Linked DNA regions of Homo sapiens: regions 2, 3 and 4 are each linked to region 1. A link is a loop called in an ENCODE intact Hi-C map of the cell type or tissue named here. Cell type or tissue: IMR-90. All regions are shown on one strand.

Region 1 (5,000 bases):
GTGAGCCCCTTAACTTTGCTCCACTTGAAAATACATTTGAGGCAGGGCACGGCGGCTCATGCCTGTAAACCCAGTGTTTTGGGTTGCTGAGGTAGGCAGATCCCTTGAGCCCAGGAATTTGAGACCAGCCTGAGACACATGGCGAAACCCTGCCTCTACTAAAAATACAAAAATTAGTTGGGTGTGGTGGCATGTGCCTGTGGTTCCAGCTACTTGGGAGGCTGAGATGGGAGGACTGCTTGAGCTCTTGAGCCCAAGAGGTCAAGGCTGCAGTGAGCCGTGAGCATGCCGCTGAACTCCAGCCTATGCAACACTGCGAGACCCTGTCTGAAAAAAAAAAAAAGAGAGAGAAGGGAAAAGAAAATACATGTGAAAGTTTTTCTCAAAACCAGTGTTCTTTCTATGAACGCAACATTTGGAAATCTATTGGCCAGGTTTTTGTTAAGATGATTGCCCTGTTTCTGAGAAAGGACAGCCAAAGATAGTCAAGGGTGATTGCATGCAAGTCTGAACTCCATGTCAACGAACCAGCTGGGAGCACGTAAAGCTTACAAATGCCGTCCAGTATTGAAGTTACTTTAATAATCTTGAACTCTGGAAGTTAAAGTGTTAGGACCTGTAGGCTGGGCACGGAGGCTCACACCTGTAATCCCAGCACTTTGGGAGGCTGAGGCGGGCGGATCACGAGGTCAGGAGATCGAGACCATCCTGGCTAACACAGTGAAACTCTACTAAAAATATAAAACTTTAGCCGGGCGTGGTGGCGGGCACCTGTAGTCCCAGCTACTTGGGAGGCTGAGGCAGGAGAATGGTGTGAACCCAGGAGGCGGAGCTTGCAGTGAGCTGAGATCCCACCACCGCACTCCAGCCTGGGCGACAAAGCGAGACTCCGTTTCAAAAAGAAAAAAGTGTTAGGACCTGTAATCCTAATTTCTTATAGGGCTGATTTCATGAAAAATATAAGCTTACATAACCCAGCTTTGTAATATTTGACCACAAAACTGAATGATCAGCATAGGTACAATTTGCTGGTTATGAAAAATAAACCAGGTTAACAATCTGTTGAATTATGGAAAACACAAAAGAACAAATTTACCTTTTAGGTTTTAGCACAAAGGAGAAAGAACACAAGTTATCTAATAACTCAAGAAGATAAGACCAGCTACCTCACCTCGCACCCTCTGTTCCTGTTAAGCCACTGGAAACCCAAAACTAATCAAATCCCCAAATCCCCACATCACTGACAGTGCTTATGGCTTACTGACTTCAACATAGATAAATGGCCCCATTAATGTCAGGGCGGTTACGTTTGTCTGAAGAATATACGTCTGTATTTTAAATTGCATTATCCAGTTTATCCATGGGATAAGAATTGTTTACCTTCACAAATTCCAGGCTTCTGAGCTGAACTAAACAGGGCAAGTTTAAAGGCAGGAGCTCAGAGCAGTTCATAGCCTTTTGACAGCTCTGATGTGGTCTGCCAAGCCTGAATTGGTAAAATCCAGGCTTATCTCTCAGCACAACGCAGTTCACCCTCAGGTCTTTCCTGCTACCTGCAGCCCCCGTGAAGCCCCTACAAAGCTGGAAGTTGCAAAGTGGATGGAATAATTCTGCAAAATATTGTTTGGTGTTGGATTAGCATTCACAGATGTGGGTCCAAGAAATTGCTCAACAGCCCACGGAGGCCAAGGAAGATCTGCCACGACATCGATACCACGCCTGACTAGGTCACTTCAGGCTTGAGTCCAGTTCAGTGTGTCCCGCCAAGCCCCAGCTTTTGTCTCCTCCTCTTGTTTCCAGTTTGCTCTGCTTCTGTGAAATGAGGTGTTTGCTCATCACTGGGCAGGGCAGAAAGGTAGAGACAGAACAAGAGATGGAGGACGGGGGACTCTTAACAAATCCACATCCATCTTTGCCTCCATTCAACCTGCCTTGTGCTGGCTTGAAAACAGTTGCTGACCAAGGTTTGGAAAATGCAGCAGCTGCTTGCTGCCATCTGCTGTACTTTCTGTTGCTAGCAAGCATGGGACCATGGCTGGCTGCAAAAGAGGAAAAAATGGAAAAGTGGGGGAAGCAAGAGACCGGCAGCCTCCTCTTTACCCAGGAAACCCCCATGATAATGCAGCTACGGATTCATGTCAGAAAAGCGGCCACCTTTCCCAGCGTGAATGAACCACAGTGATTTTTCAGGACGTAGAATATACTTTCCTTTACACTTACGTGATTATGTTTTCCATATTGTAACTATGGAGGGAAAATAAATATAGATTAGGCTCAATGGAATTCAAGTTGTCTGCTCACTTGAACTACTTCTTAATCTTGAACTACTTCTGGATAAACATTGGATCAAAATAGAGGGTAAAGAAATACTGGTGTGGCTGGGCATGGTGGCTCACACCTGTAATCCTAGCACTTTGGGAAGCTGAGGTGGGTGGATGACTTGAGGTCAGGAGTTCAAGACCAACCTTGCCAACATGGTGAAACCCCATCTCTACTAAAAATACAGAAAAATTAGCTGGGCGTGGCGGCGCACGCCTGTAATCCCAGCTACTCGGGAGGCTGAGGCACAGAAACCGCTTCAACCCGGGAGGCAGAGGTTGCAGATCACGCCACCGCACTTCAGCCTGGGTGACAGAGTGAGAATCTATCTCAAAAAAAAAAAAAAAAAATTACTGGTGTGTAAGATTCTAGGAGTGAGTCTCTAAGATATACATCTAAAGATGATCAAGACTTTCTAAAGAAACCATCACATGATTCTGCCTTCCTTCCAATAGCTCAATCTCTTTATTTTTGCTCATTATTAGACTCCTTAAGTGATCCTATTTCCTTTTGGTAAGCTAACTTCCAGATGCCCTCTCTAATGTGTCTTCCAGTATCAATGCTCAGATGAAATGCATCAGATGAAATTCACCCATGGTCTACTTAGCTCTTGTCTTAGAAATAGTCCTTTTGGACTCATTCCAAATCCAATTTCTGAAACAACATCTGTTGATGGTCTCTTCAAAACTCTGATCTCTTCCTTTTTTCCTTTAATGGCCTTTTCACTTCCCCCTTCCTACTAATTTTGGAAATTCAAAGGGAAGGCTCAATTTTTAAAAATTCTAATTGTAGGTAATAGGAATGAATCTGAGCTTGGCCATGTGTAATTTATTTTTCTAACTCAGAGCTTGTTTTGCTTTTTCCATTCATTTATTCAATTTCAATAATAATGACTTTGCTGGTGACATCCGTAGGAAATCTTAATTTTGCCCTTCTCGTTGGGTTTCTCACTGCCTAGCCCTGTTTCATGAGATAAAGACCTTTTGTCCCATAATGTGTACAGCATAAACCTTACAAATTCTATAAGAGAGACTACAGAGTAAGTTGAAGAAAATAACCATGCAGTGGTAGCATCTGACCTTTGGGGAATCATGATTTATATGACTGTTAGTGTTGGGTTAACATCTTCTGGCCACATACCCAGTATCTAGCAGCATCTGGCAGCACACTCTGAAAAGAATCATACCATTTTTAGATGTTTAACTTACAGCAAGGATATGTTCTTTTTATTCTCAGTCTTCCATAGGATGGTATAAAATATTTCTCTCACTGCATGTGGGACAAACTGAGGACAAGATACCAGTAACGTAATGAGCAATTGATCTCTTTGTAAAATCTTGTAGACAGTGTTATGAAGTGGAAATGAGAAACTATGCTGGGACTGGCAGGCTCCTGCAATGTGCGTACTTAGTGACAAGAAGGTGTAGCATGTGCCCTAGGCTATATATCCACATGTATTCAATAAGGTACATCTTTAAAGACAATCTTTGGAAATTGCATATTAGGTTTCTGCTTATTTCAAAAAGTGCCAGCAGTATAATAGGGACTGATGGGAAGAGAATGATAAAAATCTAAACAGCTTTTACTTCCTTTGTGAAACTTTTACTTACTACGGCCATTTCACAGTGCAAACACGTTCTCATTCTTCTGTGCTCCCATTGTGCTCTGTATAGACTTCCACTGTGGATATGTAATGATTATTGAACTCTTTGTTTTCACGCTTCTCTCACAATTAGACTGTAAACTCACGGAGGCGAGAGACTGCTTTTGTCACTATGTATTTCCAGATCCTATTAACTTGGATATAGCAGATGCTTAATACATGTCCATTGAATTAATAAGTTAAATTAATGGTTTCCAGTCTTAAACTAGATAGTCAGAAAAGATTCAAACACATATATTATAATAGAGGACAGCAACAAAGTGTGCCAAATTCTGTAGACAGTATGTGTCAAGATTGGAGACCCAAGGCAATTGTTATTATATTTTCATCTCCTGTCTGAGAGTCATTGAATCTTTTAGCAAGAAGTAATAATCTGGTCTAATATCTTTATTTCACAGGAAGAGAGAGAAAGTCATGTAAATTTATTATTTCTTAAGTACTAAATGTTATCTCTGCATAGTTATTCTTTATAAAGTTTAAAAGACTTATCCAAGATAAACAGATGCTTTATCTGTTTAGAGTTAGCACTCAAGTTTCTTCATGCTTCAAAAATTCCATGTACTTTTCATGTTGCTAATTGTGTATTTGCAATGTGATATTTATTATAGCTTTACCTCTATGATTTATTCTTTATGAATTTGTGTGAAGTGTGAATACATGTCATCATTAATTAAAATAATTACTAATCACTAATTAAAAATTGTGGGTTTTATTAAATTAAATTAAAATAATAAAATTACTGCTATGACATTCATTGACACAAAATAATAATAATAATAATTTACCTTATGGAGGACTTACCTCTCACCATGTGCCAGGCACTCTTCTAAATGTTATATACATATATATATATAAATGTATTTAATATATATATAAATTTATTTAATCCTCCTAGCAACTACTCAAATATATAAAGATGAGGAAACTGAGGCACAGAGCAGTTGTGTGAATTGGCCGATATCACATTCTCATCAATGTCAGAGGAGGATTTGAATCAAAATTATCTAGCTCTAGAACC
Region 2 (5,000 bases), 91 kb before region 1:
CCACAACACTTGAAAACCTGGGAAGGGTAGTCACTGGCCAGAGCTGCTGCTTTATCCATCACACCAGCTGAAGGCATCACTGGGCTTCTAGAAATGATTAGGACTGTTTCAGTGGACCTCGGCCTTGGAGCATCCAAGCTCCGGGATAATTTAGTACCACAGTGAGCACTAGGGAAAATAATCCAAATGAAACAACAACAACAAACTTTGTTGCATTTATATGAAATCCTTCTATTGCCCCCAAAGCAAAATGATTTCTCCCCCAGTCTGGCACATATCCTGCAGCTGTACCTTGGACCTTTGTGTAATCTATCTTGCAACACTTCATGTACCGTTGGTTTAGGGTCAGCCTAATGGTGGAGGCTCAAAAGGGAGTATGGTGTAGTAGAAAGAAGGGTAGACTGGGAATGAGGAAACCTGGGTTCGAGTGCTAATTTGACAACAAGGTAGTTTGCAGTCTTAAAACACACAACTTTTTGGGCTATCGCTTCCTTATGTGTAAAACGAGATTACGTGTTTTCCTTTTATCTTGGAAACTCTTGATTTGGAAGGCATCAAACATCCAACATGTATCATGGAGTGGAGAAAGCAGAAAAAAAATCGTGAAAAGTGGCACAGTGTAAATTTCCCAGACCTTTACAGGAGCACTCAGATCATCTTCCTTTGAAATAACAGTTCACTAATCCAACACTCAAGGTACCTATGTGTCCATGTCTTTACCAGTTCTATCCGGTTTTTACCTTGTGTTTTTATTGTTTTCTTTTCTTTTTTCTTTTCTTTTTTGAGATGGAGTTTTGCTCTTGTCACCTAGGCTGGAGTGCAATGGCACGGTCTCGGCTCACTACAACCTCCACCTCCCAGGCTCAAGCAATTCTCCTACCTCAGCCTCCTGAGTAGCTGGGATTACAGGCGCCCACCACCGCACACGGCTAAGATTTGTATTTTTAATAGAGACGGGGCTTCACCATGTTGGCCAGTCTGGTCTCGAACTCCTGACCTCAGGAGATCCACCTGCCTCGGCCTCCCAAAATGCTGGGATTACAGGCGTGAGCCACCGTGCCTGGCTGTGTTTTTATTGCTGACATGCATGTCTCTCCTTCCCCATGAACTATTAGCTCCTTGAAAAAGTGGTCCGTCTTTTGATCTCCTGCTATTTCTAGCTCTGGTTCCATAAATAATTGTTGAATGAATCAATGGTTTTGTTTAGAGTGCTTGATTAGCTCTTCCTCCAAATAATTATTATTTCCATTTCAAAGATAAAATTCAGGCCCAAATATTTCAATTTGTTTATCTCAGTTCACAAAATTAGATTTGAAGCCTCAATTCCAAAGTAGTAATAGTAATAAACTGTTCTTCCAGCAACCTTCACAGAAACATTCTGAAGACCTTTGCTTCTCAGCCCCAATTCACTAATATCAAAAGCCTGCAAAATAATAATAGTTACAGTAACAATAATAATTGAGTTTTTATGCCTGTATGAAAAGCATTATCTCACATAATTCGTAAGACAGCGCTATACAACTTCAGATGAGGATTACTGATACAAAGTGATAGTTCCACACAGATAGGAACAAAGCCAGGTTTATTTGACTTCAAAATTCATGCTCCAAACCAATGGTACACATCCCTCTGTTTGACTACCCACCCAACATAACCTACATGGAGTCTTATGCCTGTGTCTCCAGTTTGAAGCCTAAGATAATGTGAGGACATAGAGCCAAAGTTATTAAGGGAAAAAGCTTCTTAAGCCCTCAGTCTGAATGCTTATTTAGCCTCTGTGAAGAGGCTGTGTAAAGTTAGGAAATTTACTGCACCTCAGTGAGCTTCAGTTCTTTGTTGGTAAGATGTGGACAACAGCATTTACCTCAAAAAGATGTTACAAAAGCTTATTAAGATATTGTGTGTTAGGCCCGGCACGGTGGCTCACACCTGTAATCCCAGCACTTTGAGAGGCCGAGGCGGGCATCTCTCCTGAGGTCAGGAGTTCGAGACCAGCCTGGCCAACATGGCGAAACCCCGTCTCTGCTAAAAATACAAAAATTAGCCAGGCATGGTGGCACATGCCTGTAATCCCAGCTACTCTGGAGGCTGAGGCAGGAGAATCGCTTGAACCCGGGAGGCGGAGGTTGCAGCGAGCCAAGGCCGAGATTGCACCATTGCACTCCAGCCTGGGCGACAGAGTGAGAATCCATCTCAAAAAAAAAAAAAAAAAAAGGATATTGTGTGTTAAAATACCTGGAACATATAGTAAGTGCTCAATAAATCCTCTCTTGCCCCCCTGCCTACTTTTCCTTTCAGCAAAAGCAATACCTTCCAAAACTAGTTCCATAACCTTATGGATATGAAGGATACACTTGTAGGAATATCTTGGCATCCTTTAATACAGAGAAGTTCTCAGCTTAGGTACCAAATAAAACACTTTGCCTCCCTAGAAATTTTCAGAGCTTGCCCAGGCCCCTAAAAGCTATTTTCTGTCAACACTTCCACTAAGCTGAACAGGAAGAGAGGTTGCTTGTCTTATCATTAACAGAATTCTTTTCTGAGGTTTTTATTTGGGTACTTAGTGGGCCAGAATTTAACATTATCACTCCATCCCATGATACTTCAGCTGAGTAAAGTCAGAAGTATTCTTTCTTATATGTTTTTTCCTTAATTTATTTTTTTTTAAATGGGGCCATTGGTTCTGTAACAATAGTGACCTCTACAGGGACATTTATTCATTTATTCACCAAACACTAAGCATTGTGATTCTCTGTAACATATAAGATAAAAATAGTTATAATTCCTTAAAGAGCTCACATCGTAGCAGAAGAGAAAAGAGCATGAAAAGAGAATTCCAGCCTGTAATCCCAGCACTTTGGGAGGCCGAGGCAGGAGGATCACGAGGTCAAGAGATCAAGACCATCCTGGCCAACATGGTGAAACCGCGTCTCTAATAAAAATAAAAAATTAGCCGGGCATGGTGACAGAGCCTGTAATCCCAGGTACTTGGGAGGCTTAGGCAGGAGAATTGCTTGAACCCAGGAGGCAGAGTTTGCAGTGATCTGAGATCCCGCCACTGCACTCCAGCCTGGTGACAGAGCGAGACTGATCTCAAAAAAAATCCAGCACTTTGGGAGGCCGAGGCAGGCGGATCACGAGGTCAGGAGATCGAGACCATCCTGGCTAACATGGTGAAACCCCTTCTCTACTAAAAATACAAAATACTAGCCGGGTGTGGTGGCGGGCGCCTGTAGTCCCAGCTACTCGGGAGGCTGAGGCAGGAGAATGGCGTGAACCCGGGAGGTGGAGCTTGCAGTGAGCTGAGATCGCACCATTGCACTCCAGCCTGGGTGACAGAGCTGCGACAGAGCGAGACTCGTCTCAAAAAAAAATAAAATAGAGAGAATTCCAAGGCGGTGAATGCGGTGCGGTGCGGAGCTATCAATGGGAACTCATGCAGATAGGCTGTGACTCCAGGGCACCAGCCACACCTGATCATCAACTGCGGCCTTGAGCCATTCAATTCACTCATCCAACAAGTAATTACTGGTGCTTGAGACCATCCAGTTTCAAATACAAAGAGAAGTGGCATGAGGTATACACTCAGGGACTCTTCCCTCTTTATAGAAGCCATTTGACTCAAACTAGAGCAAATTCAAGTAAACGGAAGAGATACACATCTCCTCTTCTCTTTCTCTTGAGCCTAAAGAGCCTCAGTGTTGGGTTTTACCATCAAGGCCCAACTCCATATCTGAGGCATGGCTCCTCTCCCATCCATCTCCCATCCATCTCCCATCCATCTCCCATCCATCTCCCATCCATCTCCCCCTCCAGCACAAACTTCATTGGCTCACATGGCTACCCATCCCATTTAAGACAGCTGAAGGTGTTAGAAAGGTTGACATCAAATTTACTGCCCTACTGTGTGGGATTTTTTACCTGTTCTTCCCCATGGACTGCCTTAAAGTCTGATGAACCTTAATGATTCCTTCTCAGAATAATGTTTTTAAATTCAAAAAGTATATACTATTACAAGGCAAGCTATATATACATACATATACATACACACACACATATATGTTATTGTGTTATTATATATGTATTTTATATATGCTATTGTGTTATATATGTATTTTATATATATATATATGCTATTGTGTTAGTCCATTTGCACTGCTATCATGGAATATCCAAGGAGGCTGGGTAATTTATAAGGAAAAGAGGTTTATTTGACTCACAGCTCTGCAGATGTACAAGAAACATGGTGCTGGCATCTTCTGCTTGGCTTCTAATGAGGGCCTTAACAGGCTTCCACTCACGGCGAGGGGTTAAGGGGAGGCAGGGGTGTCACACAGTAAGAGAGGGAGCAGGAGAGAAGGAAGGGAGGTGCCGGGCTCTCTTTAAAGAACGAGCTTTCAAGTGAATGAATGCACTGAGGGAGAACCCACTCATTACCGTGGGGAGGGCACCAAGCCATTAATGCGGGATCTACCCCCAGGATGAAAACACCTCCCACCAGGCCCTACCTCCAGTATTGGGGGTCACATTTCAACATGTGATGTGGAGGGGACAAATATCCCAATTAGATCAGCTTTATATAACTATACGTATGTGTGTGTGTGTGTGTGTGTGTGTGTGTATAAAATGTATGATATACAATTGTCTGGTCCTGTTTATAAGGGACTAAATAATGAGATCTAAAAGCAGGTATGATCACTTCCATAATTTTCAAGTAGTTTTAAGTACTAGGTAAGTGTAAGTGATATTTTGAGACTCTGGTATCAACTGTAACATGAAAGTAATTCTGATTTCTATTGGTGACAAAGCTGTGATTCCACTGATGTTACTGTGGTTTGTTACATTCGTAACTAAAGAGAATGTGATATTTCAGTTACAGGTAAGTGGAAGTCAAGAAGCAATTTTTTTTTCTATCAAATGTCACAGATTCCCCTCAATTCTTATAGAACACCAAAGTAGGCTGGGCATGGTGGCTCCCGCCTATAATCCCAGCACTTTGT
Region 3 (5,000 bases), 240 kb before region 1:
ATTTAAACAATCGACATATCAATCACTAAAGTACATGGTATTGAGGCTGTTAATTATATTAAGTGTCATAGTCCCAACACAGTGCCTAGTTCATCACAGGTGCTGACTATTAAAATTAGTACCAATGGTGTTTTGGAAATTACTACTATTATTATAAATGAGCCCAGTGTTTTTCTCTCCATGAATAAAACATTGAGGAAGAACTGGACAGAATGAGGAAGAGCTTGGAAAAGGAGGAGAATGAGAGTGGGTATTAATGAAGCATAGAGATGAGGAAGAATAATGGTGCTTAAAAATGGAAGGCATAGGGCCGGGCGCGGTGGCTCACGCCTGTAATCCCAGCACTTTGGGAGGCCGAGGCGGGTGGATCATGAGGTCAGGAGATCGAGACCATCCTGGCTAACAAGGTGAAACCCCGTCTCTACTAAAAAGACAAAAAATTAGCCGGGCGCGGTGGCGGGCGCCTGTAGTCCCAGCTACTCGGGAGGCTGAGGCAGGAGAATGGCGTGAACCCGGGAAGCGGAGCTTGCAGTGAGCCGAGATTGCGCCACTGCAGTCCGCAGTCCGGCCTGGGCGACAGAGCGAGACTCTGCCTCAAAAAAAAAAAAAAAAAAAAAAAATGGAAGGCATAGAACACATAGAAGGTAAAAGTCACTGGAAATAACTTCTCTATGAGGGAGTTCATATCTTTTTGTATTAGCAGCATGATCCGCCACTTAATATTTTAAAATATTCTTACCATGGAACCCTGTGCTTTCTTCACTGTGGATCCGTAGCAATCATGGCGTTTTCTCTTTTTTGTCTCCACCAAATCAACTCACTCTTGCTGAGCATCATTCTTCATTAAGATATGGCTTTGGGGCCAGGAATGGTGGCTCATGCCTTTAATCCCAGCAATTTGGGAGGCTGAGGCAGGTAGATCACTTGAGGTCAGGAGTTCAAGACCAGCCTGGCCAACATGGCAAAACCCCATATCTACTAAAAATACAAAAATTTGCTGGGCATGATGGTACCCACTTGTAATCCCAGCTACTCAGGAGGCTGAGGCATGAGGCTCACTTGAACCCAGGAGGCAGAGGTTGCAATGAGCTGAGATCGCACCACTGCACTTCAGCCTCGGTGATGGAGTGAGACTCTCACTCTAAAGAAAAGAATAAATATATATGGCTTCCAATCCTTTAGATTATAGATCTCCTATTTATAGTAGTGTTGTGTTGAGGTCTTTTAAAGGACAAGGATTGTGCCTCTTTTGCCCTCTTTACACATCTTGTTCTTCTTAGTTAAGCATTAAGCAAAGCTGTCAACATAGCATAGAAACACAGAGGTTGGAGTTAGGGATAGAGAAGGGGCTGGGAGCATTGAAAATAGAAAGCCAGACCCAAGTAGCAGCACCAGAGCACAGGGTATGGAGCCTGAACTTGAGGCTACATAATATTGATGGCAAATTCAAGATAAAGGTGGAAAAGCTATTGTTTTTTAATGTCATGGGCCAACAAATGAATGGACGGTTGGTTAGATGAGGAGTTACTGGAAATGACACAACCATTCAAGAAAGAATACAAACCCAAGTTAGCAAAGTGATGGTATTATGAGGAAAGCTTGGCTCCTACGTTTAAAAGCTCTCTACTTTATTATTAGTTAAAAAAAAAAAAGTCAAATCACTCACAGCACACTTTGCCACTGATTACAATCCACTAGTGTGTCCCAGACATTCAAATGAGAACCAGGGACTCTGCACAACCTCTTAGCTTAAGAGAGGTGAGAACATGACCATCGGAAAGTAAAGAGGAAATGTGTTGACTTCCATATAAGATATACTTTACTATTCATTAATAATTATTAAAAGCGAGTTTCGGCCAGGTGTGGTGGCTCACCGGGGCAGGAGGGTTAGTTACTTCAGGCTAGGAGTTCCAGACCAGCCTAGAAAACATCGCAAGATCCCCATCTCTACAAAAAATAAAATAAAAAGTTAGCTGGGTGTGGTGGCACATGCCTGTAGTGTACCACCAGGAGGCACACTACAATTGAGATAACAATTGCTGAAGATGGTATTGATGCTGCTAATGACATTAAGTGCAAAAGTCCCAACGCAGTGACTAGCCCATCACAGGTGCTACTAAAATTAGTACCATTGGTGCTTTAGAAATTACTGCTATTACTACCAGCTACTTAGGAGGCTGAGGTGGGAGGATCACTTGAGCCTAGGAGTTTGAGGTTATAGTGAGCTATGCTCATGCTACTGTACTCTGGCCTAGGCAACAGAGCAAGACTCTGTCTCTAAAAAAATAATAATAGGCTGGGCTTGGTGGCTCATGCCCGTAATCCCAGCACTTTGGGAGGCTGAGGAGGGTGGAGCACCTGAGATCAGGAATTCGAGACCAGCCTGACCAACAAAGTGAAACCCCATCTCTATAAAAATACAAAAATTAGCCAGGCGTGGTGACAGGCACCTGTAGTCCCAGCTACTCAGGAGGCTGAGACAGGAGATTTGCTTGAACCCAGGAGGCAGAGGCCGCAGTGAGCCAAGATCACGCCACTGCACTCCAGCCTGGGTGACGGAGCGAGACTGTCTCAAAAATAATAATAATAATAATAATAATAATAAGTTGCATAATGATCTCAGAAAAGGTAAGAGCGACATGTTCATATCCAAATATTCTTAATCACTAGTAGTCATGTGTCATTTTCTACCTGATTATGACTTCTCTAACAGGAATAATGGAGTCTACACACTTTGGGGATAATTATTATAATATATACAGTTTTATTCCTAATTTTATAGTCCAGACCCATAATCTCTTATCTACAATTTTGAGACCCAAAAACCTCAGAAACTGAAAGCTTATTCATATTTTTGTGGCAAATTTATCTGTCAGCAACACTCAACTTTCATGAGGCTATGTACAGTCTTTACTCATTCTATAGTGTGAGTGTTCATATACTTACAGAAATACCATTGTGTTTAATCAAACATTGATTCCATGCTATGTCAGACCCTTTTGATAGTGTTATGCTCCATATTCCTATCTGAAACTGGAAACGTTCTGAATTGTTTTTATTTTTTATTTTTATTTGAGACGGAGTTTCGCTCTTGTTGCCCAGGCTGGAGCGCAATGGCACGATCTCGGTTCACCACAACCTCTGCCTCCCGAGTTCAAGTGATTCTCCTGCCTCAGCGTCCCCAGTAGCTGGGATTACAGGCATGCGCCACCATGCCCGGCTAACTTTGTATTTTTAGTAGAGACAGGGTTTCTCCATGTTGGTCAGACTGGTCGCGAACTCCCGACCTCAGGTGATTCACACACCTCGGCCTCCCAAAGTGCTGGAATCGTAGGCGTGAGCCACTGCACCCGGCGGAAGAGTGCTGAATTCTAAAATCCTTCTAAGCCCTAAGAATTTGGGGTAAAGGATGATAGAATGAATGGCTGGCCGACTGAACTATGTATTCACTGGGCCTTATTCTGCTCTCTCTAGAACCGCACAGATAAATCCAATCCTTTGTTCCATGTAATAAATCTGATATTTAAGGTTCGCTATGAAGATTCTACCAGGTTTTCTATTGCCCTGACATAAACCCTTTGTCCTCTTCATTGTTCTGGAGTCTCTTGGACTTTTCTGATTCATTTAGCTTCCCGCTCACCCTGGGCCTCATCATCTGATAGTTCAGCTATGCCAGCACTGGTACTATGATTTATACAACAGATTACACCTCTCAACTTACCACTTCCCAAAGTTGGCAGGCCAGACCCTTCACACCTCTTGCTCTAGGAAAAATCTTCTAAGCTGGACAACTTCAAAATCAATGTTCCCCAACCTAAGTTAGATTCTCTAAGGAATGGATATCCTGAGACAAATCCTGGGAAGCATGAGGGGAATGGCAAGTCAAGAGCATTTTCATTCCAATTTCCATTTTCCTCTCTAATCGTTCCCCGTACTGCCACCTTCCACATTCTTCAAACTGTAAGCACCACTTCTGCATGCTTCACTACGAATGTATGACTTGTCCGCATACTTCCCTGAGGTCCTTCAGTATGTACTTATTAAGTGTCTATACTAGGCAGTGGAGTTGTGAATAAAACCAAATTCCTGCCCTGGTGGAGCTTACATTATAGAAGGGAGGTCCAGACCATCAATAAATATACAGCGAAGCTCCAAGGAAAAACAGAGCAGGGCAAAGAGAAGACAGCTATGGGAGGTGGTTTATTTTATATAAATTAGCCAGACAGTGCCTCTGAGAGGTGATGTCTAAGCAGGGACTCGGAGATGAGGGAATAAGCTAATGGATATCTGAAGAAAGAACCTTCCACATGGATGAAGCATCGCATGCAAAGCTCAAGGAAGGAGCATGTTTAGTCAAGTGCCTAAAGTGGCTGGAGCAGAGTGAGTGAGAGTTGAGAGGTAGAAGATGAATTCGGAGAGGGAGCATTGGGGCCAGACTATGTAGCCTAGTGGGCCAAGTGAGGTCAGGCCTTTAAGAAGGAGCGTATTGAGGAAGAACCATGCACACTACTGCTAGTGCTAGGGTGAGAAAGATGAGGACTGAGAACTGACCTGGATTTGGGATCTTGGGTGAATGAGTGACATCCGCAAGAGTAGTCTCTGTTGACTGGTTAGGGACAGATGTCTGATTAACTGGGAGCACAGGAAGCTGGGGCAGTGACTCTAGGTAACACGCTCTTGAGGCATTGGTATATGTAAAGGGTCACAATGGAAAGGAAAGCTAGCAGGAGGGCAAGGGAATTAGGGTTTTGTTTTTGTGTTTATTTTTGGTGCTGGGATAAACAGCGTATGTGTCACTGGGTAGAAATGATCCAGTAAAGGAAAAATTGTGAACTTTGTTCTCTCTTAATATGTGTGTTTCGTTGATTCATTCCTGACTTGTATCTCCCACATCTTATCCCTTAATTAAGCCATTCTTCCTCTTGCATAATTGCAAATTATTATGATATAAATAGCTTTGTTGTACTCTTTTATGAGTTTTACAGGGAGGAAATTGCATA
Region 4 (5,000 bases), 500 kb before region 1:
AGTTTTATTTTCTGATTGAAGAAATAGGAAAATTGTCCTTTAAGATACTGACTGTCTGCTTCCTTTCCAATCTAGAATCTCAATCTGCTGTTTCAGAAACTCCCCAAAAACGCTCAGATGCTGTCCAGAAGGTAAGATGATCTTATTAGGATGTCAGATTCCCATCTGTCTTATTTGTCTTAAGATTGTGACAGACTCTGCGATTTATCTTTCCATCTGCCCGGCTGGCTAGGATGCCCTTGTTTTCCCTAAGCCTGCAGTGGAATCCAGTCAGGCAGAAGGGGATGTTTTCTTCCATTTATTTTTTGCATACAAAATCAGCCTTGAAATGGAACTGAGTACAAGCTTTTCAGAAGCTGTTTTATTCTATATCCAGCCAAAGAGTTGGGCCCAATAACAGCGGGCTCCAGCAGGAAACGGTGGCCACTCCAGGGAGAAGTCTGCGAGATGTGCCTGCTCAAACAGTCCCATGGCTATGATCTTTAAAAAGAAATCTGTCAGAGCTTTGCTAAAGTCAAATAAGGTTCTTATTACTTTGGTGGATGAAACATTAATTAGTATCTGTTTAATTTCCAGGAAACTATTTTTTTTCTGTTACTGTATTAGTCCGTTTTCACACTGCTGATAAGGGTGTACCCAAGAATGGGCAATTTACAAAAGAAAGAGGCTTATTGGACTTACACTTCCACATGGCTGGGGAGGCCTCACAAGTTCATGGTGGAAGGCAAGGAGAAGCAAATCACATCTTATGTGGATGGCAGAAGGCAAAAAAGAGCTTGTGCAGAGAAACTCCCATTTTTAAAACCATTAGATCTCGTGAGACCCATTCACTATCATGAGAAGAGCATGGGAAAGATCAGCCCCCATGATTCAGTCATCTCCCACCAGGTCCCTCCCACAACATGTGGGAATTATGGGAGCTACAAGATGAGATTTGGCTGGGGACACAGAGCCAAACCATATCAGTTACCAAAGAAGCCAAATTTTGTGGGTTTTTTTTTCTTACGCTAAAATGCAAGCTATGCTAAAATGGATTTCTTATTAAAAAAAAAAAACTGCAAGAAAGGAAACGTGTATGGAATAGTAATTGTGGATAGCAATTGCTCTTTTGGATATAAAACCATTGCTTACAAACCAATTTACATTTTCACCCAACTATGCTTTTGTCAGTAACTTAGTATTAGAAATGAACAGTAAAAAGATGTGTTCTGTTCTGTTGGTGGTCTAGGAGAAAATGAGGAGACACATACTTGGGTTTTACACCCGGATCTATTTCTGATTAGTGTGATGACAACAAGCTTAGATTACCTGGGACATAGGGTTCTTCTCTGTAAAATTAAATTATTGCTGATCTCTGATAACTCATCAAATAAAGTAACTTCCCTTTAGAAAAGAATCCCTGTGTTATACATGAAAGTTGTGCTCCCCCTGGAGGAGAAATTGGGGTACAACATTGGTTGAAAACAGCACCTGGGTGCTTTTCAAAAATGCGGCTAGGTTAGCTATCCTTAAGGACAGTTCATTGAAAAAGCAAGTTTTTCCAGCTTATTGTTATGGGAGCAGAGGGCTACATCAACTTGGTGGCACTTGGAGAGGCACGGTGGGCTCAACTGATGGTTCCTTAATTATCTGCAATGATTAGCCCACAGCGAATAAGAGAAAGAAAGATAAAAAGGTAAAAAGAAATAGTAAAGTCAGCAGTTATTAAGAAAGATAGTACCCTCAAATCTTCCCTCACTTTTTAAGCCTTTTTTTTGGTGTGGAAAGCATGGCTAAATTGTGATTTAAAGGGATACATTAAGTTTTTCTAAATTCTTATGTTCAGGACGTATATGAATCAATTGTTACATACGATAATGTCAAAGAGAACCTGAACAGGAAGTATTTGATAATATCAACAATGATAAAACATGTACAGCATTGCTTTCTATATTATGCTATTTCAAGATACATATTCATGTGTGTAACATTATAGTGTTTTTCCTGAGCGATGGACCATGGTAAAATATATTGCAATAAGCAGAAAACCTAATGGAGTAGGTTATTTAAAAACACTTGATTTTACAACTTGAAGACTCAAGGGTGAAATAGATTGAATAAATGTTACATCTTATCCTTGTTGACAGTGAAGTGTCTGGAAGTCAGGAAAATTAATTGAGAGGGAACAATATTTGGAAGCAATCGATTTTAAGCACCCGACAATGACATCACTTACTTTTGGAATCATTAACTCTTTGTCATACATTTATTTTACGGGCTGATTCTTTTCTTAGATGATATGGATATGTTTCATGACAGGCTAAAGTAACTGGCCGTAAAGGGGATAGGGAAAACTCAAATTAATTGTCAACCTACTGTATACCTGTTCTTTTACTCTATTACCTTAAGAAATCCTCACAATAATCCTTTAAAGTAACTATTATAATGCGCATTTAACTGCTAAAGAAAATGATTATATGAGTTAAAATAACTTGCATCAGATCACAAACTTGATAAAGGGTAGGCTCGCTATTTGAGTACAGATCTGTTTGATTTTATACTTATACTATGATAAAAATTATACTTTTACATGGGTAATCACCCGATGCCAAAATCGTCAGATGAATGAGATGAGATTCTAAATTTATTTTATTATATGTAAACTCTACCATGTATCAGTTGGATGTCCAGATACATTATAGAGGCAAATAGGTATATTAGTTCACTTATACATTTTGAAGTTTTACTAGAACTTTGATGTGCTAAGTTGTGTTAATTTTACTAACTTTAGTGCTTTGTTATTATGTAAAAAAAATTATTTTTCATGGAAAGTCCTTGCTTTTTCCTTCTTAGTCACTAGATGGCAGTTCTGTATCTCTAAATGCAGCTGGAAATGAGAGGTTTGAAGGCAGTTTTCTCAGTATGAATGATGAACCTAAGAGATTTTTCTGGTCCATCAGCGTTGCCTGCGTTCTTCTGTGGTCGTAATGTGAGATCCCCAGGACTGCTTAGTCAGAGGCTTGCAGCCGAGTTGGAAAGCATCCTCTCTAAGTTATTCTTCAGATGTGTGTTCAGACACCTGTTCTCTCAATCTGAGCACATTGGAATTTATTGAATGAGTTTTGACTTTTACTCTTTCTGTAGTTAATAATTCTGAGAGTGCGATATCCCTAGAAAAAACACATGACTCATAAAGCCTTTCCTCAACTCACAGGAGTAGAAGGCTGTGGTGTTGCCAGAGAGTCTGATGCTTAAAGCAAATACAGCTGGCACTCAAGTGAAAAGAACGGACTGTAGCTACTCCTTGAATGCTTTTATTGATGACCCTGTGGAATTAGGTTTTCAAATAAAATTACATTCTTGAGACCTCACTTACTGATTATTTTAATTTCAAGTAATATGCTCTGAAAATCTGCTCTATCTGAAGAATTATGTCATAAAACTGAAATGCGACTGTCTTTTGATTCTGTTTATTAAAATCTTTGCCATTTGAAATATTTAAACTGTAAAGCCTTTTATACTCTGTAGTATATAATAGCTTAGTGTCAATTATTTTATCTAAGAACATTTGCTTCTAAGTTAAAGATTGGTGTATGGTAACATGCTTCACCTGGTAGCCACCTAGTTTCTAACTTTTTGCTTTTGAAATTATATATACAATTTTTGTTTCAAAGCATTTTTCTAAAACTCTTGGTATCTTTCTAATATACATGGACTAGCTGGAAGGGAAATAGAATAACATTTTGATTTTTAAAAACTCTAGCTTTGGGTAAGAATTGAAAATAACAGGTAATTGAAAGTCAGGTCTTTGAACATTATAATATTTATCATTTATCAATAGTCACATCTATTACAAAGTGCTAGACAATAAAAAGGAATTAGACGATATCAGCACTGTCTTCCCCCATATGTTGTATGATCTATATGCAAATAAATTCTCAAGTGTCAGAAAAACGCTTTGCTCTGATCAGCCCTACCGAGTCCCCTCATTGCCCAATCTAACTGCAAATTTATTTGAAGAAGTAAATATTTTTTTACTGGATCTCCTTAAAGTATCTGTTATAGTACTCTTTATGCAGTGGCCACTCAGTTCCATTAGTTTCAGAAATAATTTAGGAACAAGTCAAGGAAACAGATGGAGTAATGTGGAGTAGCCTTGTGGATGGTCTTGGTTACTCAGAAACAAAGTTTGAAGAGCAAAAGAAGCATTGGTCAGATCAAAAGAAAGTGGAGTAAAAGTGATTCTGAAGAAATAATGCTGGAGACTTAATAAAACAAGCCATTTGAATTGGGGTAGAATGTCTTAGACATATAGAAAGTTTCTAAAGAAACATTGTTGAGTATGAGGTCTTTCTCAACTCCAAGGCAAAAGGTAATATGAATTTGCAAAGTAATTGGAAACCAACAAAACAATAACCCACAAGACAAGTAAATAACTAAAATAAGGCGGAGTAAGAAATACAAGTCTTAAAGGAGATAGAGAGAGAGATACTTGGGTCTGAAACCATGAGTTAGTCATCCTTGAAGTCTTCCTCAGTGTCTAATCATTCTTAGGTCCTCAATAAATAGTTTAACCACTAAATACTCTGACCTAATGAGTCTGGGAAGGGGCAAGCGAGAGATGGTTAGGAAGGGAAGAGAAGACAGGATACCCTTAGGGCAGTGCTGACATTGAAGATAGGTAACATTTTGAAAGGTATTCACCATACTATGTTAAGAGAAAGAAAGGATTTTTTTTTTTTTGGTGTGGGAATAATTTTTATTCTGTAGAAACTCCAAGGAGCTCAGAGAAAAATATAGACGTTTTAGCTTAGAAATAATCACAAAAGAAACTCTTCTATGAGTTTTAAGAATGAAAACCAGCTAACATCTGGAAAGCAGTTAGAACTTGAGATGAGAATGTGAAGAAATAATTGGATGTCACAGATTGTTTTTGTTTTTCCTTGGGGTGGTCAGGCTTGGGGGTGAAATGAAGTAATATCTTTGCTCTATTGAGTTTTAGATGGTGTAAAACTAGTTTG

What was found. Peaks named below come from ENCODE experiments on the same cell type or tissue, not always from the same donor. Only the 100,000 strongest peaks of a DNase experiment are listed, where the experiment ranks them.
Region 2: it touches region 1 in a loop (4-fold over the local background); 10 of 110 quality-filtered maps call a loop at or near these places.
Region 3: a loop joins it to region 1, with 10 times the contacts of the local background. A loop is called at or near these places in 14 of 110 quality-filtered maps.
Region 4: a loop joins it to region 1, with 10 times the contacts of the local background. A loop is called at or near these places in 37 of 110 quality-filtered maps.

What each region holds. Positions count from the first base shown.
Region 1 is chr1:240,690,292-240,695,291 of GRCh38, forward strand. The region is part of intron 1 of LOC105373228 (a long non-coding RNA gene); the gene reads right to left. Among named protein-coding and RNA genes, the nearest start is that of GREM2, 81 kb to the left of the region's middle. RefSeq lists a silencer at 1,838-2,132. In IMR-90, a CTCF peak has its summit at 2,001 (motif pointing left); DNase peaks (open chromatin) are centred at 1,370 and 1,970; H3K27ac peaks cover 383 bases.
Region 2 is chr1:240,599,718-240,604,717 of GRCh38, forward strand. All of the region lies in intron 1 of GREM2 (gremlin 2, DAN family BMP antagonist), which reads right to left. Among named protein-coding and RNA genes, the nearest start is that of GREM2, 9.9 kb to the right of the region's middle. In IMR-90, a CTCF peak has its summit at 2,702 (motif pointing left); no DNase peak of the experiment used is centred here.
Region 3 is chr1:240,453,400-240,458,399 of GRCh38, forward strand. All of the region lies in intron 16 of FMN2 (formin 2), which reads left to right. Among named protein-coding and RNA genes, the nearest start is that of GREM2, 160 kb to the right of the region's middle. In IMR-90, a CTCF peak has its summit at 2,009 (motif pointing right); no DNase peak of the experiment used is centred here.
Region 4 is chr1:240,188,132-240,193,131 of GRCh38, forward strand. FMN2 (formin 2) reads left to right here. Exons shown (of 18, transcript NM_020066.5): 4 at 76-131. Among named protein-coding and RNA genes, the nearest start is that of FMN2, 99 kb to the left of the region's middle. In IMR-90, CTCF peaks have their summits at 1,428 (motif pointing left) and 2,844 (motif pointing right); a DNase peak (open chromatin) is centred at 2,980.